Linked DNA regions of Homo sapiens: regions 2, 3 and 4 are each linked to region 1. Evidence: chromatin loops called from intact Hi-C (ENCODE). Cell type or tissue: HCT116. All regions are shown on one strand. Links, peaks and the distances in the headings refer to the core of each region. The heading gives the core; the rest is flanking DNA. Region 1 has its middle 12 kb from the start of SELENOW. Region 2 overlaps TPRX2 (tetrapeptide repeat homeobox 2). Region 3 overlaps SLC8A2 (solute carrier family 8 member A2). Region 4 holds the start of EHD2 (EH domain containing 2).

What was found. Hi-C counts contacts between places; a loop is a spot of excess contacts. Peaks named below come from ENCODE experiments on the same cell type or tissue, not always from the same donor. Only the 100,000 strongest peaks of a DNase experiment are listed, where the experiment ranks them.
Region 2: a loop joins it to region 1, with 7 times the contacts of the local background. A loop is called at or near these places in 13 of 110 quality-filtered maps.
Region 3: it touches region 1 in a loop (10-fold over the local background); 6 of 110 quality-filtered maps call a loop at or near these places.
Region 4: a loop joins it to region 1, with 7 times the contacts of the local background. A loop is called at or near these places in 66 of 110 quality-filtered maps.

Annotation. Positions count from the first base shown.
Region 1 is chr19:47,786,552-47,794,483 of GRCh38, forward strand. It overlaps the pseudogene RPL23AP80. Among named protein-coding and RNA genes, the nearest start is that of SELENOW, 12 kb to the left of the region's middle. In HCT116, for the core only: CTCF peaks have their summits at 2,423 and 4,001 (motif pointing right); DNase peaks (open chromatin) are centred at 2,440, 3,490 and 3,970; H3K4me3 peaks cover 1,283 bases; H3K27ac peaks cover 1,754 bases.
Region 2 is chr19:47,859,280-47,867,211 of GRCh38, forward strand. It overlaps TPRX2 (tetrapeptide repeat homeobox 2), which reads left to right. Exons shown (of 3, transcript NM_001397347.2): 2 at 834-1,003; 3 at 1,523-2,442. The coding sequence ends at 2,233. It overlaps LINC01595 (long intergenic non-protein coding RNA 1595), which reads right to left. Exons shown (of 4, transcript XR_936006.3): 2 at 5,992-6,176; 3 at 5,126-5,228; 4 at 4,011-4,747. Among named protein-coding and RNA genes, the nearest start is that of TPRX2, 4.0 kb to the left of the region's middle. RefSeq lists enhancers at 4,397-4,898, 4,899-5,398. In HCT116, for the core only: a CTCF peak has its summit at 4,341 (motif pointing left); a DNase peak (open chromatin) is centred at 4,322.
Region 3 is chr19:47,427,847-47,435,778 of GRCh38, forward strand. SLC8A2 (solute carrier family 8 member A2) reads right to left here. Exons shown (of 10, transcript NM_015063.3): 9 at 4,321-4,599; 10 at 171-2,619. The coding sequence ends at 2,243. Among named protein-coding and RNA genes, the nearest start is that of MEIS3, 12 kb to the left of the region's middle. RefSeq lists enhancers at 1-556, 346-640, 557-1,124, 1,326-1,620. In HCT116, for the core only: no CTCF peak of the experiment used is centred there; no DNase peak of the experiment used is centred there.
Region 4 is chr19:47,709,264-47,717,195 of GRCh38, forward strand. It overlaps EHD2 (EH domain containing 2), which reads left to right and starts at 4,159. Exons shown (of 6, transcript NM_014601.4): 1 at 4,159-4,275; 2 at 7,295-7,753. The coding sequence starts at 7,350. RefSeq lists a silencer at 4,036-4,135. In HCT116, for the core only: a CTCF peak has its summit at 4,053 (motif pointing right); no DNase peak of the experiment used is centred there; H3K4me3 peaks cover 1,834 bases; H3K27ac peaks cover 1,583 bases.

The DNA of each region.
Region 1 (7,932 bases), core at 1,972-6,971:
TGTGTGTTTTGTTTTTCTTTTTTCAAGTAGAGATGGGGTTTCACCATGTTGGCCAGACTGGTCTCAAACTCCTGACCTCAGGCGATCCCCCCGCCTCGGCCTCCTAAAGTGTTGGAATTACAGGCGTGAGCCACCGCACCGGGCCCTGGTGGTGTAGTTCTAAGCTAGGTAGAGAGAGATCACAGAGAGTGGCATCTGAACATCTGAGACTCAATGGAGGTTGACCGTAATCCCATTTGCCAACTGGTCTCACATTTGGGGTCAGCCCAGTATCAACATCCTCAGCTGTCAGCACTCCACCTGTTAGCCAAGGCACACTGTGGCACCCATTCATCATTTAAATGACACAAGACTTTTCAGTTCTTTGTTTAAGCAAGAATTCTGGCAGGGCTGGGCTAGGTTGGCTTATGCTTCAGTGGGAACCTAAATCTAAACGAACCTAAAGCAGAACGAACCTAAATCTCCATGGATGAACACAGCACATGCAAAGCCCTCTCCAGAGCAACAGTTCTCCTGCTTCTAGTCAGGAATCTAGCGCAATGTTGTCCAATAGAACTTTCTGCACGATGGAATTTTTCTCTTTTTTTGTTTTTTTGAGATGGAGTTTCACTCTTGTTGCCCAGGCTGGAGTGCAATGGTGGGACCTTGGCTCACTGCAACCTCTACCTCCTGGGTTCAAGCAATTGTTCTGCCTCAGTCTCCCAAGTAGCTGAGATTACAGGCGCCTGCCTGTAGCTACCATGCCTGGCTAATTTTTTTTTTAATGTATTTTTAGTAGAGATGGGGTTTTACCACGTTGGCCAGGTTGGTCTCAAACGCCTAACCTCAGGTGGTCCACCCACCTCGGCCTCCCAAAGTGGTGGGATTACAGGCGTGAGCCACCGTGCCGGCTAGCATGATGGAATTTTTCCATATCTGCCCTGCCCAACACCATAGCAACTGACTTCATGTTACTGGTGACAACTTGAAATGTGACACGACCAAGGAACTGAATGATTATATTTGGCCGGGCGCAGTGGCTCACGCCTGGAATCCCAGCACTTTGGGAGGCTAAGCTGGGAGGATCACTTGAGCCCTGGAGTTTGAGACCAGCCTGGGCAACATAGTGAGAACCTGTCTCTACAAAAAATACAAAAAACAGCTGGGCATGGTGGTGCATGCCTGTAATCTCAGCTTCTTGGGAGGCTGAGGTGGGAGGATTGCTTGAGCCCGGGAGGTCGAGGCTGCAGTGATCTGTGATGGCACCACTGCACTCCAGCCTGGGCGACAGAGTGAGTGCCTGTCTCAAAAAAAAAAAAAAAAAGAAAAATAACATTCAACCCATGTAATATGTGGCTAGTTGTTATCGGACTGTGCAATTCTGTTATTCTGTTGCTGCACCTGGCCCCAAAGCAGCTTTAGTAGACAGAGCGGAGACAGCGTAGGCAATCTTGCATTGGCTTTTCTTTTCTCTTTTCTTTCATTTTTTTTTTTGAGACAGAGTCTTGCTCTGTTGCCCAGGCTGGAGTCCAGTGGCATGATCTTGGTTCTCTGCAACCTCCACCTCCGGGGTTCAAGCGATTCTCTTGCCTCAGCCTCCTGACCAGGTGGGACTACAGGCGCACGTCACCACGCCCAGCTAATTTTTGTATTTTTAGTAGAGACGAGGTTTCACCGTGTTGGCCAGGCTGGTCTCAAAGTCTTGACCTGGTGATCCACCCTCCTTGGCCTCCCAAAGTGCTGGATTACAGATGTGAGCCACTGTTCCCGGCCTGCTTTTCTTTTTTTTAAAGAGACGAAGGTATCGCTGTGTCGCCCAGGCTGGAGTGTTAGTGGCATGATCACGGTTCACTGCAGCCTGGAAGTCCTGGGCTCAAGCGATCTTGCCACCTCAGCCTCCGTAGTAGCTGGGACTACAAGCGCACCACCACTTCCAGCTAATTTATTTTTTTTCATTTTGTTGGGGAACTGGGCGAGGATGGGGCAGGGTGGGAGGCCTTGCTATGTTGCTCAGGCTGGTCTCGAACCTGGCCTCAAGCGATCTTTCCCGCTTCGGCCTTCAGAGCAGGCATTGGCTGCTAAAAGCATCAGCCAGGAAGTGATGCGTATCAGCTTTCGTCACAGCCCATTGGCCAGAACCAGTTACGCAGCCCCGCCCACTTTGAGAACCCCTACCACGAAACCCCTGCCTACCTGCAGAACTTGGCTGGGGAACTTAGTCTTCCTGTGTTTAGGAAAGGGATGAGAACTTGAAAACTTGGTGAGCACTACAAATATCTACCAGGGCTCTTATTTTAATCGTACCGTATGCATGAAAACGCCAGCATCGGATTTTGGCGTAATCAAGACAATTCACACCTTCAAAGAATTCAGCCTGACCATCACCCAGCCTGAAAAGGGGAGACACCGTGAATTCCTTTCTAACAGCGACAGCATGTGGCCGCGTCTGAGAACTGCATCTTCTCAGTTCACCTCGGATCACCGCGGAAGACCAGGAATCACTGTGGAATCCCTGTGGGTCACCAGGAATCACTTCCGGTCATCTAGATTTTAGGGTAGTCAAGTGAATCACCATCTTTGAATTGGTGACATGACACTTTCTTTTTAAAACTTAAAAATTAAAATTTAGCCGTGCGCGGTGGCTTACGCCTGTAATCCCAGCGCTTTGGGAGGCCGAAGAGGGCGGATCACGAGGTCAAGAGATCTAGACCAGTCTGGCCAACATGGTGAAACCCCGTCTCTACTAAAAATGCAAAAATGAGCCGGGCGTCGTAGCTCCCAGCTACTCGGGAGGCTGAGGCAGGAGAATCGCTTGAAGTCGGGAGGCGGAGGTTGTAGTGAGCTGAGATCGCGCCACTGCACTCCAGCCTGGGTGAGAGTGAAAAAAAAAAAAAAAATTAAAATTTTTCTAGGTACATAGTAGGTGTATATATTTATGGGGGACATGGGCTATTTTGATACAGGCATCCAATGCATACTAATAACATCAGGGTAAATGAGTTATCTATCCCCTCAAGCATTTAACTTTTGTGTTACAAATAATCCAATTAAACTCTTTTTTTTTCTTTTTTCTTTTTTTGAGACGGAGTCTTGCTCTGTCCCCCATGCTGGAGTGCAGTGGCAAGATCTCGGCTCACCGCAACCTCCGCCTCCTGGGTTCAAGCGATTCTCCTGCCTCAGCCTCCCGAGTAGCTGGGATTACAGGCATGCGCCACCACGCCCGGCTAATTTTTGTATTTTTAGTAGAGATGGGGTTTCACCATGTTGGCCAGGATGGTCTCGATCTCTTGATCTTGTTTATCCGCCCGCTTCGGCCTCCCAAAGTGCTGGGATTACACGCGTTAACCACCGCACTTGGCCTTTTTCTGTATTTTTAGTAGAGGCGGGGTTTCACCATGTTGGCCAGGCTGGCCTCAAATTCCTCACCTCAGGTGATCCACCCACCTCGGCCTCCCAGAGTGCTGGGATTACAGGTGTGAGTCACTGTGCCCGGCCACACAGGCGTGAGCCACACTGCGCCTGGCCAGGAGATTCTTTTTAATTTAGCAGTTTTCAGAATATTAAATTGGAGCCTCAACAACTTTCTCTAGTTTTTTTTTTCTCTCTTTTTTGAGGACCATTGTGAACCAATGGACTTTCATGCATCTGACGTCTTTCAATTCATTGCAGCTCTTCTTTGTAAGCTCAAGTTGTTCAGCCTTTGGTTTCTTTTCTTTTCTTTTAAAAAATATTATTATAGAAACGGGGTCTTGCTATGTTGCCTGGCTGGTCTCGAATTCCTGGGCTCCGGCGATTTGCCCGCTTCGACCTCCCAAAGCAGGAGGGGCTTTTGTTTTATCCAAGCTCTCTGTCCCCGCCCCCTCCCCCAGTAGCCTGTCGGGTGTCTCCTGCCTCCAAATCGGATCTAATTCTCTCTCTGCTCTGCTGAGACTGGCCCTGGCTTAAGAGGACTGGAACACTTGCTACATGGGACCAGGACAGGGTCAGAGAACCAGCGCCGGGGAGACCCAAGGGCCAGGATTGCCACCAGGGGGCAGCAGAGAGGCAGAGTAGCAGAAGGAAGAGGTGGGGGTGCTTCCATCTGACGGCGGGCAGTGGGAGGGCGGGGTGGTGGATGAGGAGGGGATGGTATAGAGGGAACAGTCCTCCCACCCCCACCAGAGTGGGTTAACAGTACTTACATGGTCACTGGATGCGTATTGAAGAATGAGCCCGGGCTCAGTGATTCACGCCTGTAATCTCAACACTGGGAGGTTGAAATGGGAGGGTCTCTGGAGGTCAGGAGTTCGAGACCAGCCTGGGCAATGTGAAAAAACCCCGTTCCTACCAAAAATACAAAAGATTAGCCAGGCGTGGTGGCACGCGCCTGTGGTCCCAGCCACTCGGGAGGCTGAGGTGGGAGGATCCCTTGAGCCCAGGAGGTGGAGGTTACAGTGAGCTGAGATCACACCCATTGCACTCCAGCCTGGGCGACAGAGTGAGACCCTGACTCAAAAAACAAACAAACAGACGAAAAAACAACAACAACAAGATAATTGAAGAAGATGTGGGCCAGGCGAGGTGGCTCACGCCTGTAATCCCAGCACTTTGGGAGGCCAAAGTGGTTGGATCACTGGAGGTCAGGAGTTCAAGACCAGCCTAGCCAACATGGTGAAACCCCGACTCTACTAAAAACACAAAAATGGCATGGTGGTACGTGCCTGTATTCCCAGCTACTTGGGAGGCTGAGGCAGGAGAATTGCTTGAAACTGGGAGGCAGAGGTTGCACTGAGCTGAGATCGCATCACTGCACTCTAGCCCCTGGGTGACAGAGAGACTTCATCCCAAAAAAAAAAAAAAAAAGAGAGAGACTGACAGAAAAAGACCAAGAACATTCTGTATGTGATGCTATTATTAGCTATAATAATGGCAGATATGGTTTGTTGATCACTGACCATAATCAGTGTTAAGATTTACATGATTTGACTCATCTAACCCTTCTCCAAACCCTCCCTTTCACCAAAAAATCTTTCATATTAAAAATTCACAGTTTTTTTTTTTTTTGAGATGGAGTCTCACTCTGTCACCTAGGCTGGAGTGCAGTGGCATGATTTCGGCTCACTGCAACTTCTGCCTCCTGGGTTCGAGAGATTCTCCTGCCTCAGCACCCCAAGTAGCTGAGACTACAGGCACGCACCACCACACTCAGCTAATTTTTTATTTTATATTTATTTATTTTTATTTTATTTTATTTTTTTGAGATGGAGTTCCGCTCTTGCTGCCCAGGTTGGAGTGCAATGGCGCGATTTCTGCTCACTGCAACCTCTGCCTCCCAGGTTCAAGCAATTCTCCTGCCTCAGCTTCCCGAGTAGCTGGGGTTACAGGCATGTGTCACTACGCCCAGCTGATTTTGTATTTTTAGTAGAGACGGGGTTTCTCCATGTTGGTCAGGCTGTTCTCAAACTCCCGACCTCAGGTGATCTGCCCGCCTCGGCCTCCCAAAGTGCTGGGATTACAGGTATGAGCCACCGCACCAGGCCCAATTCACAGAGTTTTAAAACATCAACTTTTAAAGATAGATGCTTTCTTTACATTAGATAAAACACACTTGTCTTAAGTGTTCAGTATAATTGCTTTGATAAATGTATGCAACTGTCTGGGTGCGGTGGCTCATGCCTGTAATCCCAACACTTTGGGAGGCTGAGGCAAGAGTATCACTTGAACCCGAGAGTTCAAGAGCATCCTGGGCAACATAGCAAGACCCTGTCTCTACAAAAAATAAAAAAAAATTGGCTGGGCATGGTGGTGTGCACCTGTAGTCTTAGCTACTTGGGAGGCTGAGGTGGAAGGATCACTTGAGCCTGAGAGCTTAAGGCTGCGGTAAGCCATGTTTGTGCCACTGCACTCCAGCCTGGGTGACACAGTGAGACCCGTCTCAAAAAAGGATCAACAACAACAAAGTATACAACTATGATACCAGCACCCAAACAAGAAGCATCCATCAGCCCCCAAATTTCCCTGGGACCTTTTTGCAGTCATTTTATATTCATTCTCACACCTGCCTGGGCAACCACCAATCTGCTTTCTCTAACTATAGATTACTTCTGTCTCTTCTAGAATTTCATATAAATGAAATAGTATCATATAGAGCTTTCTGTAACTACAGATTATTTCCATATCTTCTAGAATTTCATAGAAATGAAATTGCATCACATACAACCTCTTGTGTCTGGCTTTTTTCACCCAACATAAATGATTTTGAGATTCTTCCATATCACATGTGTATCCACAGCTTGTTCCTTTTCAGTGCTGTGTTATAGTCCATTGTATGGACATACCATAATTTGCTTAACCATTCACTTGGGCTGTTTCTATTTTGGTCTTTTATGAATAAAGTTGTTATGAATATTCTTGTACAAGTCTTCCTGTGGACATATGTTTATTTCTTATTTATTATTTTTCTCGAGACAGGGTCTTGCTTTGTCACTGAGGCTGGACACAAGGCTTGCTGTGTCCTTGTCCTGGGCTCTAGTGATCCTCCCATCTCAGCCTCCTAAGTAGCTGGAATTACAAGTGTGTACCATCATGCTCAGTTAATTTTAATATTTTTATAGAGATGGGGTCTCATTATATTGCCCAGACTGGTCTCAAGCAGTCCTCCTGCCTCAGCCTCCCAAAGTTTTTTTTTTGAGACGGAGTCTTGCTCTGTCACCAGGCTGGAGTGCAGTGGCATGATCTTGGCTCACTGCAACCTCCACCTCCTGGGTTCAAGCAATTCTCCTGCCTCAGCCTCCCAAGTAGCTGGGACTACAGGCATGCACCACTACACCCAGCTAATTTTTGTATTTTTAGTAGAGATGAGGTTTCACCATGTTGGCTAGGATGGTCTCGATCTCTTGACCTTGTGATCCACTCGCCTCGGCCTCCCAAAGTGCTGGGATTTCAGGCGTGAGCCACTGCATGTGGTCCATTTTAGTTTTAATATGCATTTCCCTGATGATTTTTGATGTCATGGGCTTACTGGCCTTTTTGCATATCTTTTTTTTTTTTTTTTTTTTTTTTTGAGACGGGAGGCTGGCTCTGTCACCCAGGCTGGAGTCAGTGGCACGATCTTGGTTCACTGCAACCTCCACCTCCTGGGTTCAACCAATTCTCCAGCCTCAGCCTCTGGAGTAGCCACCACACCTAATTTTTGTATTTTTAGTAGAGACAAGGTTTCACCATGTTGGTCAGGCTGGTCTCGAACTCCTGACCTCAGGTGATCCTCCGGCCTCGGCCTCCCAAAGTGCTGGGATTACAGGCATGAGCCACCGTGCCCAGCTTTTTTTGTATTTTTAGTAGAGACAGGGTTTTGCCATGTTGCCCAGGTGGTCTTGAACTCCTGGGCTCCAGCCATCCTCCTGCCAAAGCCTCTCAAAGCGCTGGAATTACAGGCATGAGCCACTGTGCACAGCCTGGTCTAAGAAATCCTTGCTCACTCCAAGACTGTAAAAATATTCTCCTATGGATGCTTCTAGAAGCTTCCTGGTTGTAGCTTTTCATTTGGAGTGAGGTGGGAGTCAAGGTTTTTTTTGTTTTTGTTTTTGTTTTTTTTTTTTTTTTTTGAGACAGAGTTTTGCTCTTGTTGCCCAGGCTGGAGTGTAATGGCGTGATTTTGGCTCATTGCAACCTCCACCTCCCGGGTTCAAGTGATTCTCCTGCCTCAGCCTCTCGGGTAGCTGGGATTACAGTCATGCACCACCACGCCCGGCTAATTTTTTAGTAGAGATGGGGTTTCTCCATGTTGGTCAGGCTGGTCTCGAACTCCTGACCTCAGGTGATCTGCCCGCCTCAACCTCCCAAAGTACTGGGATTACAGGGGTGAGCCACCGTGCCCAGCCCAGTTTATTTTTATTTATTTACTTTTTTATGGTGAAAAGATATACATATATTGAGAATTAGCCAGCTGGACTCAGTTTAGATGATCCCAATTTT
Region 2 (7,932 bases), core at 1,762-6,761, 73 kb after region 1:
GGACAGAGGTGTGAGGGGCCTGGGCTGATCCTGTGGCTGAGGCTGCAGAGTGCAAATCTGGGCAGCCAGAGAAGGGCTGGGCCTGTGCGGGCGGCTTCCTGTCCTGCAGACGGGGGAGAACTTAGTGGTGTCTGGGAAATGAAAAATCATGCAGCTGGGCGCAGAGTCTCACGCCTGTGATCCCAGCTCTTTGGGAAGCCAAGGTGGGAGGATCACTTGAGCCCGGGACTCTGAAACCAGCCGAGCCAACATAGTGGAGACCCGTCTTTAGCAAAAATACAAAAATTACCCAGGGGTCGTGGTGCACACCTGTGGTCCCAGCTACTCGGGAGACTAAGGCGGGGGGTTCCTTGAGCCCAGGAAGTGGAGGCTGACTTGAGCCGTGATCACATCACTGCACTCCAGCCTGGGTGACAGAGCGAGATCCCCTCCAAGAAAAAGAAAGAAGGAAAGAAATTAAACCATGCAGTTGAGTGGAGCAGAGGACTGGGCAGGTGGCGGCTCCCCTGCAAGTGTCAGGGTCCCTATAACCCTTGGATGGGAGGGGACGGGGCAGCTGGGGAGGGCTGAGCAGGCCTGAGGCAGCCCCGTCTGCTCCGAGGTGAGGCGCCTACGCTGCCTGCCTTCCCAGGAGCTGTTATCGCGCCCATTTCCTAGATGTGGACCCTGAGGCCCAGAGAGGTGCAAGGTCTGGTCTGGATACCAGGCTGCTATCCGCGGTGCCGCCCCAGCCCACACTGCCTGGGCTCCTGGCCTGGCGCAGGGGACGGGGTCCCTAGGGGGGCTGGGGGCTGCCTGGGGGTTTCTGTGACCTGTTTCCCTCCCACCCCCAGGCCCTCCCCTGGCCCTGGACCCTCCAAGGAGACAGCGGCAGGAGCGCACGGTCTACACTGAAAGCCAGCAGAAAGTGCTAGAATTTTACTTTCAGAAGGACCAGTACCCGAACTACGACCAGCGACTGAATCTGGCGGAGATGCTCAGCCTCAGGGAGCAACAGCTGCAGGTCTGACCCCCACCCCCACCCCGCCCGCCCCAGTCACCCCAAGGAGCCTCCCCACCGCTGTCACTCACCGGGGCCTGGCCCGCCCGACCACCTCCCGCCCTGCCACGCAAGGGGTCCCGCCAGTGTAGACCCGGGCTGCATCCTGAGTCCTGTTCCAACTCTATGCTAGCCCAAACTCGCCCACATGATCGGCCCAGGCTGTCCCCCACGGGGTCTCCCGGTGCCCGGACCTCAGGCACCCGTGAGAACCCGCGGTCCCTCCCCTGGAACCCTCCCTGGCCCCCCGGGCACCTGGGCGGCAGACCCGGCTCCTCCCCTCCCACCCCACCCTCCTCCCCCTACTTTCCCCTCCCTCTTCCCTCCCTTCTCCAGGCCTGGGAGCCGGGGGCCCTCATATGGTGGGTGCGGGGTGGGGGTGAACACCGGGAGAGTTTTGAGGCCGGCGCCGCCCCCGAGCGGCTCACCCGGGCCGCGCGAGTCCCTCCTTCACACCTTCTCCCTGTCCCCTCTGCCCCCCAGGTGTGGTTCAAGAATCGCCGCGCCAAACTAGCTCGGGAGCGGCGGCTCCAGCAGCAGCCCCAGCGCGTCCCTGGGCAGAGAGGCCGAGGAGCCCGCGCTGCGCCCCTAGTCCCTGTAGCCGCTGCCTCCTTCCCTGGGGGTCCTGAGTTCCCGCAGGGCAGGGGTTCCTGGATCTCCCCTCAGCCGGGCCCCTGGGGAGTCCTCCCAGCAGCAGAACCGAAGATCTACAGCCTCCCCCGGACCTGGGGTGGCCCTGAGTGTGGAACACAGGAGGGCCTCAAGGCTGTCCCGGCTCCAGGCCCTGGCCCAATCCCAGCCCCTATCCCAGGCCCAGCCCAGATCCCAGGCCCAGTCCCAGGCCCAGCCCCGAATTTAGGCCCAATGTCAGGCCCACTGTCAGTCTCGATCCCCGGTCCAATACCAGCCCCCATCTCTTGCCCAGGCCCAATCCCAGACCCAGTCCTAGGCCGAACCCTGATGCCAGGCCCAGGATCACTCCCAACCCCAGCCCCAGGCGCCTTGTGGCCTCAGAGCCCCTATGCCTCCAACTTGTCGCCAGACACCCAGTTATACCCTGACTTCACCAAGCTGCTCCCGCTCCTAGACCGGTTCGAGGAATCCTCACTCTCCACCACGACGTCTCAGTACAAAGAGGAGGATGGCTTCGTGGACAAAAATCACTCAGTCCCCAGGTCATTACTGGATTTATAGGGGGCCTGTGCCTGCAAAGTTCTTCAGATCCCAGAGGGCCTGGAGTGGCTGATCTACACTGCTGGTGACTTTCTGCAGTGAATGCATCACCCTTTACCCACCCTGCTGCAGGTGGACATTTGCTGTCTTCACTGTGCAGCCATCACAGGTGGCTCTGCTGTGAATGTGCCTGCCTGTCATTTGAATTGAGCCTGAGCGTTTCTCTGCTGAGACTGGAGTCGCTGCTCACTGGGATGTTTGGCATTAGTGGATGCCGCTTGAGAGCTTTGTTAAGGGCTTTTCCCAGCCCTCCTTCTGGTCAATGTCCTCCCCAACACTGAGGCTTGTGAGACTTTTTAATGTTTGTCGATCCAGTGACTTGTGGTTTTGTTGTGGTTGTAATATCCATTTCCCTGATGATTGAGAGATTGAGAAATTCTCATATGGGTATTAGGCATTTTCAAATAGTGACTATTTTTCGTTTTTTTTTTTGAATATTTTCTCATTTTTATTAAATAGTGACTATTCATGGTCTTTTTGGCCCATTTTTTGTAGTTGATTTCTTTACAAATGTTTATAATTTTTTTTTTTTGAGTCAAAGCCTTGCTCTGCCACCCAGGCTATCGTGCAGTGGCACGATCTTGGCTCACTGCGGCCTCTGCTTCCTGGGTTCAAGTGATTCTCTAGAGTCTCAGCCTCCTGAGTAGCTGGGACTACAGGTGCCCACCACCGTGCCTGGCTAATTGTTGTATTTTTAGTAGAGATGGGGTTTCATCATGTTGGCCAGGCTGGTCTTGAACTCCTGACCTCAAAGTGTTCCGCCTGCCTCAGCCTCCCAAAGTGCTGGGATTACAGGTGTGAGCCACTGTACCCGGCCACGATGTTTTAAAATAAAACTCCATTGGGAGTTAATATTCTGCGAGGATCTCCTATTATGTGGTTCGTCTTCTTGCTTTTGTTAAGTAGATCACTGTGCATAGCATTCAAAACATTCATCAGCAGATTCATTCTTCAGTAGAAGAAAAAACTCAATTTAAAAATCAGACTTGATGGACAAAAACTGTTATAAAAGTTTATTTTTTTTTTGAGACAGGGTCTCACTCTGTCATCCATGCTGGAGTGCAGTGGTGCCATCTTGGCTCACTGCAACCTCCGCCTCCCACGTTCAAGTGATTCTCCTACTTCAGCCTCCTGACTTGCTGGAACTACAGGTGTGGGCCACCACACCTGGCTAATTTTTGTATTTTTTGTAGAGACAAGGTTTCTCCATGTTGCCCAGACTTGAGCTTTCAAGTTTCTTCAAGAAAATTGTTGGAATTTTAATTGGAATGACATGAAATTTAGAAGTGTTTTTGGGAGAAATTGAAATTTTTACAAAGTCTAGTCGACCTAGTACTTATTTATATTCATTCAATCGGTGTTTTACAAAGGTTCTTCATGAAATGTTGTTATTGTTATTATTATTATTATTTTTCTGACAGAGTCTCGCTCTGTCGCCCAGGCTGGAGTGCAGTGGTGCAATCTTGGCTCACTGCAACCTCTACCTCCTGGGTTCAAGTGATTATCTTGCCCCGGCCTCCTGAGTAGCTGGGCTTACTGGGATTACAGTAGCACACCACCACGCCCGGCTAATTTTTGTATTTTTAGTAGAGATGGGGTTTCACCATGTTGGCCAGGCTGGTCTTGAACTCCTGACCTCAGGTGATCCACCCCCGTCGGCCTCCCAAAGTGCTGAGATTACAGGCGCGAGCCACCGTGCCTGGCTGAAATGTTATTATTTAATCACAGAGCTCTTGCATGCATCTTTCTGTAGATTTATTTCTTGCACTTCATTTTTATTATTGTCTGATATTTTACATGGTATTTTAAATTTCTTATTTTAAAAAAATGTTTGTCTTGCACATAGAATTCAGTTGATCTGTTTATTTTGTTTCCAGGAACCTAGTTCAATTCTTTTGAATTCTCATAACTTAGCTGGACATTGTAAATTTAAAAATGAATAAAACTTCATGGTTACTTTGTGGACATTGATTGCTGCTAAGCCGACGAGTGCCTCTCCTCAGCACTCCACACCCCTCTCCGCGTCTCGCTTCCTCTGCCGCCCCCTAGTGGCCATCCTGGCCCTGGGTCTCCCCACAGCGGGTTCTCTGACCCTGCCTGTCCTGGTCCCGTTTAGCAAATGCTCTAATCCTCTTAGGCCAGGCCAGCCTCAGCAAAGCAGAGAGAGAATTAGATCAGATGTTGGGGGAAGGGAGGACGGCTGTGCGTGTGTGCGGGGGACAGACTTCCAGGATGTAATGAAAGCTCCTCCTTATCTAGCCGACCCTGGTAGTAAAATACACACAAAAACACCGGAACTTCACACCAGTCAGACTCTGACAGTGTGGGAAGAGTAGGGAGGAATCTAATCCATCTATTGTAGGCGAGGGAGCCCCTGTGGACATTCTGGGGGCATGGGGGAGAGGTGGTCCAGTCTGACTGTAGATTCAGAATCACATCCTGGGCCTAGGGGAGGGACGGTGGTGCTCCAGGGCCCTGCAGGCATATCAATGAATGGAAAATGGATTAGTTTATTAATGAAGATGGAATTTGCATGTGCCCTGATTAGCTGAATAGAAAGTGAATGGATTAAGTAGAACAGAATTCCTCTCTTTTTCATCTCCTCAATTCTTCTTTTTTTTGGATACAGGATTTCACTCTGTCACCCAGGCTGGAGTTCAGTGACGCGATGTCAGCTCACTGCAACCTCTGCCTCCCCGGTTCAAGCGATTCTCCTGCCCCAGCCTCCCGAGGAGCTGGGATTACAGGTGCCCGCCACCACGCCCGGCTAATTTTTATATTTTTAGTAGAGATGGGGTTTCACTATGTTTGCCAGGCTGGTCTGGAACTCCTGACCTCAGGTGATCCACCTACCTCGGCCTCCCAAAGTGCTGGGATTACAAGCATGAGTCACCAGGCCGGGCCACGGATTAGTTTGTTAATGAATGAAGATGGAGTTTGCACATGCCCTGATTAGCTGAACAGAAAGTGAATGGATTAAGTAGAACAGAATTCCTCTCTTTTTAATCTCCTCAATTCTTCTTGTTTTTGGAGACAGGGTCTCGCTCTGTTGCCCAGGCTGGACTGCAGTGATGCAATCTCGGCTCACTGCAACCTCCACCTCCCAGGTTCAGGCTATTTTCCTGCCTTACCCTCCCTAGTAGCTGGGATTATAGGGGCTAGCCACCACGCCCAGCTAATTTTTGTATTTTTAGTAGAGATGGGGTTTTACCATGTTGGCCAGGCTGGTCTTGAACTCCTGACCTCAGATGATCCACCCACCTCAGCCTCCCAAAGTGTTGGGATTACAGGCATGAGCCACTGCTCCTGGCCTCAATTCTTTTTTTTTTTTTTTTTTTTGGAGACAGGGTTTTGCTCTGTCACCCAGGCTGGAGTGCAGTGGTGTGATCTCGGTTCACTGCAACCTCCGCCTCCCAGTTTCAAGCAATTCTCCCACCTCAGCCTCCTGAGTAGCTGGGACTACAGGTGCATGCCACTGTGCCTGGCTATTTTTTTTTTTTTTTTTTTGATAAAGACAGGGTTTCTCCATGTTGCTGAAGCTGGTCTCGAACTCCTGAGCTCAGGCAATCCTCCAGCCCATGTCTCCCAAAGTGCTGGGACCACAGGCAGGAGCCACTGCCCCCGGCTATATCTTCTCCATTCAATTTCCCTCCTTTTTCACCCAAGCAAGCAGCCCCCTTCACTCCCTTTGGAAACCGAAAATTCCAAGGGAATTTTACCATCTCCTAGGAAGCTCTCCCGCCTCTCCTCATCATCCCAGGCTGTGTTCTGGGCATCCCCAAGGGAAGCATCTGGACTTCTCACTGGACCAAGGAAGAGGGGACGAGGTGACGTTCAGAAGGCGGGCCTTCGAAATTCCCCATGTCTGTCTTGGCAAGAGCAAGAATTTCTCTTGTTTTCCTGCCTGTAGCCAAAAAGCATAACAAGAAAGGATTCAGGGTACGTATGAGAACAGTTCATTGTACCTTCGACAAATGGGTCAAGTTCAAGCTAATACTGCCCTGCATGCTCCGGGATGGAGATGGAGGCAGTGCAGGTAGAAATGTCATTGTCTTGTAAGGATCAGAGAGAGGGGGAAAAGGGCCAATTTTTTTTTTTTTTGTAGAGGGAGTCTCACTCTGTCTCCCAGGCTGGAGTGCAGTGGCTCGATCTTGGCTCACTGCAACCTCTGCCTCCCGGATTCAAGCGATTCCCCTGCATCAGCCTCCTGAGTAGCTGGGACTACAGGCGCCTGCCACCACCAAACCCAGCTAATTTTTTTATTTTTATTTTTATTTTTTGAGATGGAGTCTCGCTCTGTCACCCAGGCTGGAGTGAAGTGGCGTAATCTCGGCTCACTGCAACCTCCACCTCCCGGGTTCACGCCATTCTCCTGTCTCAGCCTCCCTAGTAGCTGGGACTACAGGCGCCCGCCACCACGCCCGCTAATTTTTTGTATTTTTAGTAGAGACGGGGTTTCACCGTGTTAGCCAGGATGGTCACGATCTCCTGACCTTGTGATCCACCCGCCTCAGCCTCCCAAAGTGCTGGGATTACAGGCATAAGCCACCAAGCCTGGCATTTTTGTATATTTTGTAGAGACAGGGTTTCACCATGTTTTCCAGGCTGGTTTTGAACTCCTGATCTCATGTGATCCTCCTGCCTCAGCCTCTCAAAGTGCTGGGATTACAAAGTGTGTGAGCCACTGTGCCAGGCCAGAACCTCTTGCTTTAACACCCTGCTTCATCCTAGGTCTCTGGATCTAGTTTCTGATTTTCTTTTTTTTTTTTCGAGATGGAGTTTTGCTCTTTTTGCCCAGGCTGGAGTGCAATGGCACGGTCTAGGCTCACTGCAGCCTCCACCTCCTGGGTTGAAGTGATTCTCCTGCCTCAGCCTCCCGAGTAGCTTGGATTACAGGCGCCTGCCACCACGCCCAGCTCATTTTTTTTTTTTGTAATTTTAGTAGAGCAGGGTTTCACCATGTTGGCCAGACTGGTCTCGAACTCCTGACCTCACCTGACCTCAGGTGATTTGCCCGCCTCGGCCTCCCAAAGTAGTGGGATTACAGGCGTGAGCCACCGCACCTGGCCTGATTTTTTTCTTTTTTTCTTTTTTTGAGATGGGGTCTCACTCTGTCACCCAGGCTGGTGTACAGTGGTGTGATCATAGCTCACTGCAACCCTGAACTCTTAGGCTCAAGCAGTCTTCTCATCCCAGCCTCCCTAGTGGCTGTGCCTACAGCCATGTGCCACCAAGCCAGGCTAATTTTTAATTTTTTTCCTGTAGAGATGGGGTCTTGCTATGTTGCCTGGGTTGGTCTCGAACTCCTGGGCTCAAGCTATCCTCCCATCTAGCTTCCTAAAGCATTGGGATTACAGGTTTGAGCCACAGCACCTGGCCTGCCCCATCTCTTAAAAAAAAAAAAAAATAGTGAGGTTGGTGGGGTGGGGCACCAGTATGTTTTAAAGCTCTGAGGCAATTCCAGTGTGCAAAGCTTGAGTACTGCTGTTCTCAGTCAAATCCCTGCCATGGAGTAGACAGACTCCTGGGAGTTGATGCCTAACTGTCATTATTAAGAAGACACCAAAGCCAGCTGTGGTGGCTCATGCCTGGCATCCCAGCACTTTGGGAGGCCGAGGTGGGTGGATCACCTAAGTTCAGGAGTTTGAGACCAGCCTGGC
Region 3 (7,932 bases), core at 2,016-7,015, 360 kb before region 1:
CTGATAAAGTCTCTTATGATTTGTCCTCAAGTTCACTCCCCACGCACCCCATACCTCGTTCATGATAACCATTTCCAGGGCTCTGAAAAAGCCATTATCTCCCAACTCTGCACACCTTTACACAGGCTGTGTCCTTTGGCACAACACACACACACACACCCCTCCTCCTGTAGGATCTGAGAAAATTACTTGCTTTATTTAGGAAACCCCATCAACCCCAGCTCTTTGGCTCAGGCAAATGAACGTCTCTCTTTTGTGTTCCCAGGATGCCCATAAAGAGAAACAGTTTGTGGCTCATGCATGGGGGCGTGGCTAGTGGAAGCCCCTGACTGAAGCAGGAAGGCGTGGCTGAAGCACGACTGATAAGTGGGGGTGTGATTAGTGGAAGAGCTAGGCTGATGAATGGGGGCGTGGTTAGTGGAAACCCGTAATTGACGGATGCGGGCGTAGCAAGTGGAGGAGCTTGGCTGATGAATGGGGGCGTGGTTAGTGGAAACCCACGACTGACGAATGGGGGCATGGAGAGTGGAGGTGCGTGGCTTGTGGAAGCCCATGACTGATGGATGGGGGTGTGGCTAGTGGAAGAGCTAGGCTGACGGATGGGGGCGTGGCTAGTGGAAGCTCATTACTGATGGGGGCGTGGCGAGTGGAAGAGCTTGGCGGCTGGACCCCGGCGCTGCTGCTATATGTGGGTGTGTCCCGCAGACGACCGCGGGCCGCAAAAACCCAGATTACTTGGTTTAACAGTTGCCCAAATCTCAGTCAGAGACCTTATTAGCCCCCTCCTCCTGAATCCCAGCTTCCCACGGGACTGTTTTTCAGGCAGAATTTCAAAGTTTTATGGCAACTTTTACAGAAATCACAGAAAAGAGACAGCGACTGATGATGAGCTGGGGGAGAGAAGGGTAGTGGGTAACGGGTCTGGGATGTTGGGGCTGAGCACAACAGGACGATAGAATGCTGAAAACCTGTGGGAAGCAGAAAGTTATGGGGGTAGTTGGGTCATCCTAGGGGCCCAAGGAGTGGGTGGCACTGCCCAAATGTGTCCTTTGGGCAGGAAACATCAACAGTAAGAAAATGCAGATGGCCTACCGACAGATGGAAGGCCTCCAAAGTTAAAAATGCCCACCCAGATCCCTTGGCCCAGTCCCATCCCCCCACCCATCCCCACCCCCCATCAGGCAGAGATGTGGCAGCATTTGCTGGCTTGTAGCATTGGTCCTCTGGGACCCTCGGTCTCCTCTTCGAGGGTCCTGCCCGGATTGGCTGGCACTGAGGGCAAAAGGAACCTTCCAGATTGTCAGGGGAGATCAACTGGACTCGCTTTGATTCCCGGCCTCCTCCCCAAAGCTGGTTCTCATGGCTGAGGGAGTCTGCTGCCCTCTCAAAAGTTGTCTGTCACCCCCTTTTCCCAAGACATGCACCCTCCCGCGTCCCCCCTCCCCCAAACACACTATATACACACACAAGCCCCTCCCTCCAAGGCGTGGCTGGGCTCTCAGAGGTAGTGGAGGGCGAGTGGGGGAGCTGGAATGTCTGAAGTTGCAGGTTCAAAATGTGCTTCCTCCGGCTAAGCCCTGGGACTGAAACCCCAAACTTCTCCCCTCGTCTCCGAGCCTGGAGAATGAGTGTCCTCCCAAGAACCCGAGTGGAGGGATTGGAAGGAACGGTGTGCGGCCTCCTTGCGCGCACACCCACCCGCTCCTCCCCGCCGGGGCTGAGCGGAGCTCCCTGAGGGCTGGGGGGAAGGGCTGGGAGCTGAGACGGCCTCTGACAGCCTCCTTCGAGGGTCCCCCAGGGAGGGTGGGTTCTGAGGCTCTGGGACATGGGGTGAAGTGGGGGGGGGGTCACTAGGGGAAGGGAGACTTTGGGGGCAAAGCCAGGCTGGGTGACCAAGGAGAGAGACCTTAAACTCCCCAGGATGGTTACTGGGGGTGGTTCCCTGGGGAGGGGACTGGGGTGGAAATTTCCCCAGGGATATAGACGGTCACCAACAGGATGGGCTGGAGTTGGGGTCACCGCAGGGGAGGAACCGGGGAGGCTCCCGAGAGGAAGAGGGAAGGCTGAGCTACTGGGGACACAGAACAGGGCAATCAAAGCCAGGGGAGGGGGCGGAGAAGGGAGGCCGAGTCCCAGGAGAGGAGGCCGAGTCTGGGGGGAAAAGGAGACCAGGGTCCAAGAGCAGGTGCAGCCGAGTCCCTAGCCCCGGGCGGGCGGTGGGGACGAGTCTCTGCGCGAGGCCCTAGAAGCCCCGGATGTGGCAGTACGCCTCCAGGCTGGCGAAGAGGATGTACAGGAGCCAGAGGCCCAGGAAGAGCGCGGTGGTGGCGAGCTTGGGTCCGCGCGGGCCGCCCAGCTCGCCGCCGATGTGCGGCCGGCGCCGGTACAGCAGCACGGCAATGCCCACGAAGGCGAAGACGGTGAAGAGCGTGACGGAGAAGGCCAGCGTGCCAGTGCGCACCTCGAAGGGGCGGCCCTGCACCGCCCAGTACACGGCGGCCACAGACCAGGCGACGCCCAGGCCAAGGAACACGTTCACCGCGTTGGAGCCGGTCACGTTGCCGATGGACGCGTCGGCGCACTGGTCCTGCAGCGCCGCCACCTTGCTGGCGAACGTGTCTGCGAGGCAGAGACATACAGGTCGGAGGGGCTTTGCGCCGCCACCCACAGGGGCGGGCATCCGCCTGCCCCCTCCCAGCCTTTCCCGGTCGCCTGCTTTCTGCGGGCAGTGTGGGCTCAAGACCCCTGACCCCCACCCAAGAGGCAAAGTCCATCACCACCTTTAGGCCTGCTCGCCACTGGAACCGCTGCCGGCTTTCTATGGGACCTGCCGCCTGCTTTCTGTGGGATTCATTCTCTTCTATGGGACTCACTGCGTGATTTCTTTTTTTTTCCTCCGAGACGGAGTTTTGCTCTGTCACCCAGGCTGGAGTGCAGTGGCGTGATCTCAGCTCACTGCAACTTCCGCCTCCCAGGTTCAAGCGATTCTCTTGCCGGAGCCTCTGAGTAGCTGGGATTACAGGCGCCCACCACGCCCTGCTAAGATTTTGTGTTTTTAGTAGAGACGGGGTTTCACCATGTTGGCCAGGCTGGTCTCGAACTCCTGATCTGAGGTGATCCACTCGCCTCGGTCTCCCAAAGTGCTGGGATTACAGGTATGAGCCACCGCGCCTAGCTGTATTTTTTGTTTGTTTTGTTTTGAGACAGGGTCTTGCTCTGTTGCCCAGGCTGGAGTACAGTGGTGCGATCATGGCTCACTGCAGCCTCATTTTCCCCAGCTCAGGTGATCCTCCCACCTCAGCCTCCCGAGCAGCTGGGATCACAGGCATGCGCCACCACGTCCAGCTAATTTTTGTATATTTTGTAGATACGGGGTTTCACCATGTTGCCCAGGCTGGTCTCAAACTCCTGGGCCCAAGCAATCCTACCCCTGCCTTGGCCCCCCGCCTTTGCCTCCCAAAGTGCTGGCGTGAGCCACCACACCCCACCTGCCCCCTCATCTTAGTTAAAACTCTGAGGTTTGGCCAGGCGTGGTGGCTCACGCCTGTAATCCCAGCACTTTGGGAGGCAGAGGTGGGCGGATCACGAGGTCAGGAGTTCGAGACCAGCCTGGCCAATATGGTGAAACCCCGTCTCTACTAAAAACGTAAAAATTAGCTGGATGTGGTGGCGCACGCCTGTAGTCTCAGCTGCTCAGGAGGCTGAGACAGAAGAATCGCTTGAACCTGGGAGGCAGAGGTTGCAGTGAGCCGAGATCACAAGATCACTGCACTCCAGCCTGGGTGACAGAGCGAGACTCTGTCCCCACACCAAAAAAAAAAAAAAAAAAAAAAACAAAACCCAAAAAAACCAACTTTGAGGTTCACTGGCCTGGTTTCTGTCATGTCCCCCAACATAGTTCCATGGACTCTTCTGTCTGGTTTCTTGCGGGATGGGACATCAACAGCTTGTTTCTATGGAACCCACTGATTGGCTTCTCTGACAATCCCCACCGTCTTCCTAGGAACCCCTCTCCCCACAGCTGTCTCTTCCCCACCCTGCCACCTTCTCTCTATGAAATCCATTGTCTGGTTTCTAGCATTTCCTGCTACCTTAGTTTTATGGGACCTTCTACCTGGGTGCTTTTGGGGAGGATTCAATTCACATCTTGCACCTAGGGGACCCGCTGCCTGGCTTCTATTATGCCCCACCTCCGTATTTCTCTGAGACCCACCACATGGGCGCTGTGTGACTCCACCCACCTCATTTTGGCAGGATCCTGTGTTGCCCCTGCCTGGCTCATCTGAGATCCTACCCCACCAAAGTCTCCCAGGGTGTTACCAGGGATGGAGGTGCCCAGGGCAACGAAGACAACAGCATTGACAGAGTCCTTGAGGCCAACGGTGCAGCCGAAGTGGGAGGCGAGGTCCCCAATGAGGGCGGTGAGCAGGCCGATGACCAGGATGGAGACACCAAAGCAGGCCCAGCCGTGGCAGTACTCGGTGGGGGGCACACAGGCGAAGAGCACCTTCCAGAACACCGTCAGGAAGTGCATCACGTAGTCAAAGCACGACGGCAGCCGCTCCTCCCGGGACCCGTCCTCCTCCTCCTCCTCGTCCCCTGTGGGCACACGACCCAGCTGGGGCATACACTCAGACTTCCTTCCTTGCCTACAGAGGCCCCATTTTGTCTAACTTCCTGACAGCAAGTCCCATTGAATGAACTTCTTTCCCAGAATCCCTTGCACCTACCTGTGGCCAAGTCAACTGCTAAAAACAGTTACTTTCCCAGAATCCCTTGAAGCTAGGAGCTTGATTGGGCCCAGGTGAAAAATATTTACTTTCCCAGAATCCTTTGGATCTAAATATGGCTAAGTCAGCAGTAAAAACAGTTACTTCCATAGAATCCCTTGGAGCTAGGGGCATGACTGAGTCCAGGTAAAAAAATTTTACTTTCCCAGAATCCCTTGCACCTAAGTGTGGCCATGTCAGCAGCTAAAAACAGTTACTTTCCCTGCATCCTTTGAAGCTAGGAGTGTGAATGGGCCCAGGTGACAAATATTTATTTTCCCAGAATCCCTTGCACCTAAATGTGGCCAAGTCAGCAGCTAAAACCCATTACTTTCCCAGAATCCCTTGAAGCTAGGAGCATGAATGGACCCAGGTGAAAAATATTTAGTTTCCCGGAACTGCTTGCACCTAAATGTGGCCAAGTCAATGCTAAAAACAGTTACTTTCCCAGAATCCCTTGAAGCTAGAGGAAGCCACATCTGCCCAGCTAAAAACATCCAGTTCCCCAAGACCGTTTGCTGCCAGGGACAGCCATACCCCTAGCTAAAATTATTCATTTTCCCAGAAGCCTTCACAGCTGCTGAAAGCCAGTCCACAGCTAGAAGTATTCACTTCCTCAGATTCACTGCAGCTAACCAGAGCCACAGTCTCCACTAAATGTACTCACTTTCCCAGAATCCCTTGCAGCTAGAGGGCTATATACCCAGCCAAAATTAATCACTTTCCTAGAATCCCTTGAGACTAGCAACAGCTATGGCCTCAGATAAAAATATGGTATTCACTTTCCCAGAATCCCTTGCAGTTGGCAGTTGCCATGTCCCTGGCTAAATACTTGTTTTGCCAGAATTCCTCCTGTGAGTGACTATCTGACCCAGTCTGCCAATGAGATATAAACAGAGGGTTTCTGGAAAGCCCTGGCTTTCCTGATGTGGGCATTGGGTTACAGATGTGTTTTCTGAGCTTTGTAAATGATGCCTCATGCTTAGAGCTGTATCACCTATTGTGACCTAATTTGACCAGCTTTTGACCTGCAGTGACTTTTTTTTTTTTTTGAGACAGAGCCTCCCTCCGTTACCAAGGCAGTAGTGTGATCTCAGCTTACTGTAACCTCCGCCTCCTGAGTTCGAGTGATTCTCATGCCTCAGTCTACTGAGTAGCTGGAATCACAGGTGTGCACCACCCCACCTGGCTGATTTTTTTGTATTTTTACTAGAGATGGGATTTCGCCATGTTGGCCAGGCTGGTCTTAAACTCCTGGCCTCAACTGATCTGCCCTCCTAGGCCTCCCAAAGTTTTGGGATTACAGGTGTCGGCCACCGTGCCCAGCCGACCTGCAGTGGCTTTTATAACCTGAAAGCCCTAAGGCAGTGTTTTGTTTACCTCACCCTAAGCTGATTAGTATAAAGCAATGAATGAGAATCAATGAGCACACTTGTGTGTGGCACGCATTACATCTGGAAGGATGCTCATGAGAACGAACGTAGCTCCTGACCAGTCACTGCTGAACGCATCCCTAACTGATGTAAGACATGGCTGAGGTCAGAGCAGGGAGGCCACGCTCTTTGGGAGAGAGGTGGCTGCTATTACCGCATCACTATGTCAGTTGAGGCTTCTGCCTGCCCTGCTTCAAATCCTTCCTTGGTTCTTGTACTACCTTCAAACCCAGGCCCACATGCCTAGGCTTGGCATTCTGCGGACTCTGGCCTCAGCTGACTTCCCCAGCTGCTCCCCTCTACAGGGAGGCTCGTGGTTATGCCTGTCACTCTGAAGTCACCTCTCTGGTGTCCAACCCTGGATCCACTGTGTGATCCTGAATCAGTGTCCTCACCTCTCTGGGCTTCTGGGTGCCTATCTGTGATAAATAATTGGACCTGCTTCATGGGAAACTTGTGATGACAGAATGAGTTGGTTCATGTAAAGTGCTGTCAACGGTCTCGGACACCTCCAGCGTTATTACTGTTGTTTCGATTGTTATGATTGAAGGCCTTTTTTGGTGCCTGGGGGAAATTCAAAGATGCTCCATGCCAAGTCCAGCCCACAAGGAGCTTACAGTAGGAAGGGAGGTAAAGGAAGTACAAAAGCTCTGCGACAAGATGGGACCCGACTCATCTCCTAAGGGAGTGAGGACTACCCTTCTCCCTCACCCCTCCAGCAGCTCTGTGCTCGCACAGCAAAGAACCAAAAGGCACGTGCTGAACAAAGTGCAAAGTGACCAAGCTCTGATCCAGACACTGAGGATACATTAATTAAAATGAGTTCACACAGGAAATAAATTTCCAACCATGCCTGGCACTCAAGACACGATAGGGTCAGCTGGGCACAGTAGCTTACACCTGTAATCCCAGCACTTTGGGAGGCGGATGTGGGCAGATCACTTGAGGTCAGGAGTTCAAGACCAGTCCGGCCAACATGGTGAAATCCCATCTCTACTAAAAATACAAAACTTAGCCAGACATGGTGGTGGGTGCCTGTAATCCCAGCTACTCAGGAGGCTGAGTCAGGAGGATCGCTTGAACCCAGGAGGAGGAGGCTGAGGAGGCTGCAGTGAGCCGAGATCACACCACTACACTCCAGCCTGGATGACAGAGACTACATATCTCAAAAAAAAAAGACATGATAGGGTCACCGTTGTCATAATCAGGATTATTATTACAGTTATTATTATTGTTATGTTGTTATTCTTCCTCCACCCCGATCTAATCACCTGATCTAACCACCTGGTTTCTATAAACCCACAGCACGATGTACGCTGGGTCTCTACGACCGCCACCTCCCACCTCGTTTCAGTTCCGCCTCATCCTCCGTCTCCACTAAGTCCCCAGAGGAAGGAAATGCTCCGAAGCTCAAAGAGCCCCTTGCCATCTCCCCGTTGTTCGTGGAATGAACCTCAAAGGAGCCTCTGCAGGGCCCGTCTCCTGCTAGTTTCTTTTCTTCGTTTTTTTTTTTTTTTTTAGACGGAGTTTCGCTTTGTTGCCCAGGCTGGAGTGCAATGGTGCTATCTCGGCTCACCGCAACCTCTGCCTCCCAGGTTCAAGCGATTCTCCTGCCTCAGCCTCCTGAGTACCTAGGATTACAGGCGCAGGCCACCATGCCCGGCTAATTTTGTATTTTTAGTAGAGACGGGGTTTCTCCATGTTGGTCAGGCTGGTCTCGAACTCCTGAC
Region 4 (7,932 bases), core at 1,566-6,565, 78 kb before region 1:
TGAGGCCCCAAAGATGTAGTACATGGCAGACTGGGCTGTGAGCCAACCTGCCTCAATGCATTCATTAGAGAGAGCTGGCTGTGGGGCCAGTGAGCGATGAGTGTATACAATCGCTGAAAATATCCACAACTGGGCTGGGTGCGGTGGCTCATGCCTGTAATCCTAGCACTTTGGGAGGCCAAGGCGGGTGAATTGCCTGAGCTCAGGAGTTCAAGACCAGCCTGGGCAACATGGTGAAACCCCGTCTCTACTAAAAAATACAAAAAATTAGCCAGGCTTGTTGGTAGGCACCTGTGGTCCCAGCTACTGGGGAGGCTGAGGCATGAGAATCGCTTTAACCTGGGAGGCAGAGGTTGCAGGGAGCTGAGATCGCACCACTGCACTCCAGCCTGGGAAAGAGTGTGAGACTCTGTTTCCAAAAAAAAAAAAGAAAAAAGAAAAAAAAATCCACAACTGCAAACCGATGAACGCATCAGTGATTCCTCTGGGTGGCGGGGACCCAGGTCCTGCTGATGACGCTGTGCTTTGCTGCTAACATTTGTGGTTGACAGAAACTCTGAATTTTAGTGAAAACTCCAGCTGTCTTTTTCCCCCCACATCTAAGTTCACAGATCCTCCGGAATTTTTTTTTTTTTTTTTTTTTTTGAGACGGAGTCTCACTCTGTCGCCCAGGCTGGAGTGCAGTGGTGCGATCTCGGCTCACTGCAAGCTCCGCCTGCCGGGTTCACGCCATTCTCCTGCCTCAGCCCCCAGAGTAGCTGGGACTATAGGCGCCCACCACCACGCCCGGCTAATTTTTTTGTATTTTTAGTAGAGACAGGGTTTCACCGTGTTAGCCAGGATGGTCTCAATCTCCTGATCTTGTGATCCGCCCGCCTCGGCCTCCCAAAGTGCTGAGATTACGGGTGTGAGCCACCGCGCCCAGCCGATCCTCCAGAATGTTTTGCAACAGGTTGAGAAGCCCTGGGGTAGAAGTGAAACAAGACTCTCCCATCAGACAACTCTGGCTCAACTCCGAGTTCTTCCACACCTTGGCAGGCCAAACTCTACTTTCTTTTTTTTTGAGACAGGGTCTTCTTCTTTCACCCAGGCTGGAATGCAGTGGCGCGATCACAGCTCACTGCAGCCTCGGCCTCCTAGGCTCCAGTAATCCTCCCACCTCAGCCTCCCGAGTAGCTGGGACCACAGGTGTGCACCACCACACTCGGCTAATTTTTAGATTTTTTTTATCTTGCAGAGATGGGGTCTCACTATGTTGCCCAGGCTGGTCTTGAACTCCTAGCCTCAAGCAATCCCCTGCCCCAGCCTCCCAAAGTGCTGGGATTACAGGCATGAGCCACTGCACCCAGCTCTGAGACTTTACTTCCTTGTATTTCAACTTTCCCATCTGAGACATAGCAATAATAATAATAATAACAATAATAACAGGACTTGCCCTCCTGGGGGAAGGGAGATGATTTAGGTGATGCTTTTGGAACAGGGCCTGTCTCCTAGCAGTAACAACATTAACGTAAGTTATCATTAAGCTCCAGACCTTTTATATATTATATATATAATAGTAATATTATAGTAACATGTTATTGGCTGGGCCTGCTGGTGCATGCCTGTAATCCCAGCTACTCGAGAGGCTGAGGCACGAGAATCGCTTGAGCCCGGGAGGCAGAGGTTGCAGTGAGCCAAGATCGCGCCACTGCACTCCAGCCTGGGTGACAGAGCAAGAGTCTACCTCCAAAAAAAATAGAAAAAATAAATAAAATGTTATAATTATAATAATATAATATATAATATCAGTTTTATTGAGATATAATTCAGAAGCCATGCAATTCACCCATTTAAAGCATACAATTCAGTTGGGCATGGTGGCTCATGCCTATAATCCCAGCACTTTGGGAAGCTGAGGTGGGTAAATCACTTGACGTCAGAAGTTCGAGACCAGCCAGGCCAACATGGTGAAACCCCTTGTCTGCTAAAAACACAAAATTAGGCCGGGCGCAGTGGCTCATGCCTATAATCCCAGCACTTTGGGAGGCCGAGGCGGGCAGATCACGAGGTCAGGAGATCGAGACCATCTTGGCTAACATGGTGAAACCCTGTCTGTACTAAAAATACAAAAAATTAGCCGGGAATGGTGGTGGGCGCCGTAATCCCAGCTACTCGGGAGGCTGGGGCAGGAGAATGGCGTGAACCCGGGAGGCGGAGCTTGCAGTGAGCCGAGATCGTGCCACTGCACTCCAGCCTGTGCGACAGAGCGAGACTCTGACTCAAAAAAACAAAACAAAACAAAATTAGCCAAGTGTGGTGGCATGCACCTGTAATCCCAGCTACTGGGGAGATTGAGGGAGGAGAATAGTTTGAACCCAGGAGGCGGAGGTTGCAGTGAGCTGAGATCGTGCCACTGCACTCCAGCCTGGGCGATAGAGTAAGACTGTCTCAAAAACAAAAACAAAAACCAAAACCCCAAAACTCCTGTTTCTTGGAGATATGATGAGGGTTCGATGAGCTAATACATGCATGCAAAGAGCTCAGAGCGGTGCCTGCACATAGGAATGGCTCAGTCAACATTAGGGATTGTTTCTACAAATGTTTACTGAGCCCCTGCAGGGAGTTGGGCATTGTGCAAAGCCCTCACGGGGCTCATGTTCTCAGGGCAAAGACAGTCCCTTAGGCAGAGAAATGTGGAATATGCAGAGTGGTTGGGAGGGCTGTGGAGAAAAATAGGGCAGTGATAAGAGGTAGAGAGTGGGTTCTACCTTAGCCAGGGTGATCCTGGAGGACTTCTCTGAGGAGGTGACATTTGAGCAGGGACCTGAAGGAGGGGAGAGAGTGAGGCATTCAGATCCCTATGGGGAAAGTACTCCATGGAGAGGAGTCAGCAAGTGCAAAGGCCATGAACTTGGAGGGTTGGGGGTGTGTCTGAGGAATGGTGAGGAGGCCACGGCGGTTGGAGCCGCCTGAGGAAGGGGGACAGGGGAGATGTAGGTGGATCATGCTAGGCTTTGTGGGCCTTGGTGTGGACTTCGGCTTTTACTCTGAGAGAGAGGAGAGCCAGGGAGGGTTGTCAGCTGAGAAGTTTCATCAACTCCCTTAAGTTTTAATATTAATATTATATTTACTTATTTATTTGCGATGGATTCTCACTCTGTCACCCAGGCTGGAGTGCAGTGGCGTGATCTTGGCTCACTGCAACCTCTGCCTCCTGGGTTCCAGTGATTCTGGAACTTGGGAGCCTCAGCCTCCCAAGTAGCTAGGACTACAGGTGCGTGCCTGCATCCAGCTAATTTTTGTTTATTTATTTATTTTTGAGATGGAGTCTTGCTCTGTCCCCAGGCTGGAGTGCAGTGGCGCAATCACTGCAAGCTCCACCTCCCCTGTGTTTAAGTGATTCTCCTGCCTCAGCTTCCCAAATAGCTGGGACTACAGGCGCCCGCCACCACGCCCAGCTAATTTTTTTGTATTTTTAGTAGAGATGGGTTTGCACCATGTTGGCCAGGCTGGTCTTGAACTCCTGACCTCAAGTGATCCACCCGCCTCGGCCTCCCAAAGTGCTGGGATTACAGGCGTGAGCCACCGCGCCCCGTCCTATTATTTTTTTTAGAGGTGAGGTCTCGCTCTGTCACCCAGGCTGGAGTGCAGTGGCACAATCATAGCTCACTGCAGCCTTGACCTCCTGGGTTCAAGCTATCCTCCCACCTCAGCTTTCCAAGTTGCTGGGATCACAGGTGTGCACCCCTGTGCCTGGCTAAATTATTTTATTATTTATTATTATTTTTAATAGACATGGGGTCTCGCTATATTGTCCAGGCTGGTCTTGGACTCCTGGCCTCAAGCAATCTTCCCACCCTGGCCTTCCAAAGTGTTAGGGTTACAGGCGTGAGCCAGGGCGCCCGACCTGTTATTGTTACTATTATTGCTGCTGCTGTTGTGATTCCCGTGTTAAGAAGAGAGACAGACTGGGGAGCAGCCCAACGCTGGAGGTGGAGGCGGAATTCGAACCCCAGGCTGGACGCTGGAGCTCTCGCCCGCCGTGCTAAGGCGTCTTCCCCACTCCCCACAAGGGGGCGCCAGAGGCCGGGCGCCCGGTTTTGAGGGGGGCGCCTCGTCCCGCCCCTCCCTCCTGTCCTCCCTCCCGTCCTCCCCGCTCCGGGCCCCACCCGGCTCAGACGGCTCCGGACGGGACCGCGAGCACAGGCCGCTCCGCGGGCGCTTCGGATCCTCGCGGGACCCCACCCTCTCCCAGCCTGCCCAGCCCGCTGCAGCCGCCAGCGCGCCCCGTCGGTGAGTGCTCCCAGCACCGCAGCTGTCGCCTCCCGACCCCCGCCCAAGCCTGCCCTGGTTCCTCATGCCTGACCCCTGCTCCCTGCCACCCTGTCCCCAGTCTGTAACGGTCTCCCCAGGTGTCCCCCAGTCTTCACCAGTCCCCCCAGTCTGTAACCATGTCCCCCACTCTTCCCACTCCTCCCACTCTTCCTCCCACTCTTCCTCCAGTCTTTCGCAGCCTCTCACACTCCCCCAGTCTCCTCCATCCTCCCCCAACACCCCTCCCTATCCCCTGGGCTAGAAGAGATCCTCTCTGCAGGGTCTCCCTCCACGCCCTCATCCATATCAGCTAACTTGGTCCCTCCAGCCACTCAAGAGCCCCTCTCCTGCCTCACCAGCTCCATCGGCCACCGCTGATAGCATTCTCCCCAGCTCTCTCTCAGGGCCCTCCCTGCCTGGGACACCGCCCAGAGCCCTCTCCCTCTGCCCACATCCCAGATCCTGCCTCTCTTTTCCATTCTTGCCACTCCTTTACGAACTCCTTTTGCTTTTATCTCCCCTACTCCCTGGCCACCCCTTTTAAGTCTCATGATTTTATGGATTTTAGCATATTTGATTTGCAGTTATTTTGATGCTCAAATTGCCCCATGTTTGGCCACTGGGCACCCCTGCAAGCTGGGTCCTCTGTCCCTGTAACATGCCCTATCGGCCTTTGAGCACTTCCTCACCTTCTGACCCAGGCTCACTTGTTCTTCCCTGCCCCCGCCCTGGAATCCACCATTTCTCTAAGGAGTCCCAGGTTCTTTTAGTGGGGAATGGTATTTAGAGACTCCCATCTCACCAAAAGTTGATTCTTTGAAAAGATCAGTAAAATCATAAGCATCAACGGGGAGCAATCGTTTTTGTTTTTCTTTTTTAAAAAAAGCAAATACCCACACCTGTGGCTGATATCGGGAATGAAAGAGGGGACATCACTACAGATCCTACGGTGAATAAAAGGCTAGTAAGGGAAGATAGAGAACACAGTCTGGGTGCTGGAGGTGCTCATTGCTCCTGGGTTGGTCATGGCTAACCTCCCTAACTCAGATCTTTAGACCTATAATAGGATTGCAACCTCTGAGGTCAGGCTGCCTGTGTTTGAGTCCCAGCTTGAGCATTTTCCAGCTAAGTGATCTTGGGTAATTTATTGCTGTCTTCCTGAGCCTCCTTTGCCTTGTTAAAAAAGCAGAGATGAGCCGGCATGGTGGCACACACCTGTAATCCCAACAATTTGGGAGGCTGAGGTGGGTGGATCACCTGAGCTCAGGAGTTCGAGACCACCCAGGGCAACATGGTGAAACCCATCTCTACTAAAAATACAAAAAAAAATTAACTGGGTGTGGTGGTGCATGCCTCTAGTCCCAACTACTTGGGAGGCTGAGGCAGGAGAATCCCTTGAGCCCCAGAGGTGAAGGCTGCAGTGAGCTGAGATTGTATCACTGCACTCCAGCTTGGGCTACAGAGTGAGACTCCATCTCCAAATAAATAAATAAATAAATAAATAAATAAATAAATAAATAAAAAGAAAGAAAAGCAAAGCAAAGCAGGGATGATAATAGACCTACTTTACAGGGTTATAAATGTTAAGTGAGTTAGTACAGTACCTGGCATGCAGTGATCATAAATGTTGCATTATTTTTCTTGTTAACACCCAACAGCCCTCATGACCTGGGTGCACCCAGGCAACCTTCTCAGCTCCATTTCTCACCCCTCCTCTTTGTGCCCCTGTGTCTGGCCACCTACCCAGATGTTTCATGGCTCCCAGTACACCAGGACCTTTCACATCCCCAGACCTTTGCACGCACCGTCCTCTCTGCCTAAATCCCCTTGTCTTGCCTGCTCTTCATGGAGCAGCTCAAAAGTCAACCCTGCCCTGAGTCTTACTGGTGCTGTGGTCTGTTTCTCATGCCCTCCTCTGGATGTCTGGCATGTGTCTGGGTCCTTACTGGGGGCCCTGGGTGGGTAGGGGATGATCTCTGGCTCATTTCTGGGTCCACAGTGCCTGAAGCATGGAGTGAGTGATTTCAGTGAAAAGGTGTCAAATGATGGAAGGGAGAAGGGAGGAAGAAATGAATGAAGCGATTAAGGAATCCGTTTCTTCCAGGCAGCTTCTGCATCCTTCGCCTTGTCCATCTCTTGGTCTTCCACTACCACCATCAATCCCCCTTCTTCAACCATGTCACCATTAATCTTTCTCCTCCTTCAGCTGGTTCGCTACGATCTCCCTATTTTTTTTGAAATGGAGTGTCGCTCTGTCAAGTGCAGTGGCGGGATCTCGGCTCACTGCAACCTCTGCCTCCTGGGTTCAAGTGATTCTCCTGTCTCAGCCTCCCAAGTAGCTGGGACTACAGGTGGCCACCACCAGGCCTGGCTAATTTTTTGTATGTTTAGTAGAGACAGGATTGCACCATATTGGTCAGGCTGGTCTCAAACTCCTGACCTCAGGTGGTCCACCTGCCTCAGCCTCCCGAAGTGCTGGGATTACAGGCATGAGCCACTGTGCCTGGCCTTTTTTTTTTTTTTTTTTTTTGAGATGGGGTCTTACTCTGTAGCCCAGGCTGGAGTGCAGCGGCATGATCATAGCTCACTGCAGCCTGCAGCCTTGAACTCCTGAGCTCAAGCAATCCTCCTGCCTCAGCCTCCCAAAGTGCTAGGACTACAGGCATGCACCACCATGCCCAGCTAATTATTTTTTTTGTAGAGATGGGGGTCTCACTATTTTACCCAGGCTGGTCTTCAACTACTGACCTCAAGCAATCCTCCTACCTCAGCCTCCCAAAATACTAGGATTACAGGTGTGAGCCATCGCGCCTGGCCCAATTCCATTCTTCCTCCTGCCACCTGCCATCCATGCTCTGTGACCACATATTTGTGACCACAAATATCTGTGCTCCTCCTCCTCCTCCACCCATCCTGTCACCCAGACAGTCTACACTCAGACCCCTTTCTTCCTCCTTGGCTGGGCCGCCTATGCTCATGCCCTCTCCCCCTCCCACAGGCAGCTCTCCATCTGCACGTCTCTCCGTGAACCCCGTGAGCGGTGTGCAGCCACCATGTTCAGCTGGCTGAAGCGGGGCGGGGCACGGGGCCAGCAGCCCGAGGCCATCCGCACGGTGACCTCGGCCCTCAAGGAGCTGTACCGCACGAAGCTGCTGCCGCTGGAGGAGCACTACCGCTTTGGGGCCTTCCACTCGCCGGCCCTGGAGGACGCAGACTTCGACGGCAAGCCCATGGTGCTGGTGGCCGGCCAGTACAGCACGGGCAAGACCAGCTTCATCCAGTACCTGCTGGAGCAGGAGGTGCCCGGCTCCCGCGTGGGGCCTGAGCCCACCACCGACTGCTTTGTGGCCGTCATGCACGGGGACACTGAGGGCACCGTGCCCGGCAACGCCCTCGTCGTGGACCCGGACAAGCCCTTCCGCAAACTCAACCCTTTCGGAAACACCTTCCTCAACAGGTGTGCCAGCCGCGAGCCCAGGGCGCATCTTTCTTTTTCTTTTTGTTAAGACAGAGTTTCCGCTCTTTTCGCCCAGGCTGGAGTGCAGTGGTGCGATCTCAGCTCATGGCAACCTCCACCTCCTGGGTTCAAGCAATTCTCCTGCCTCAGCCACCTGAGTAGCTGGGATTACAGACACC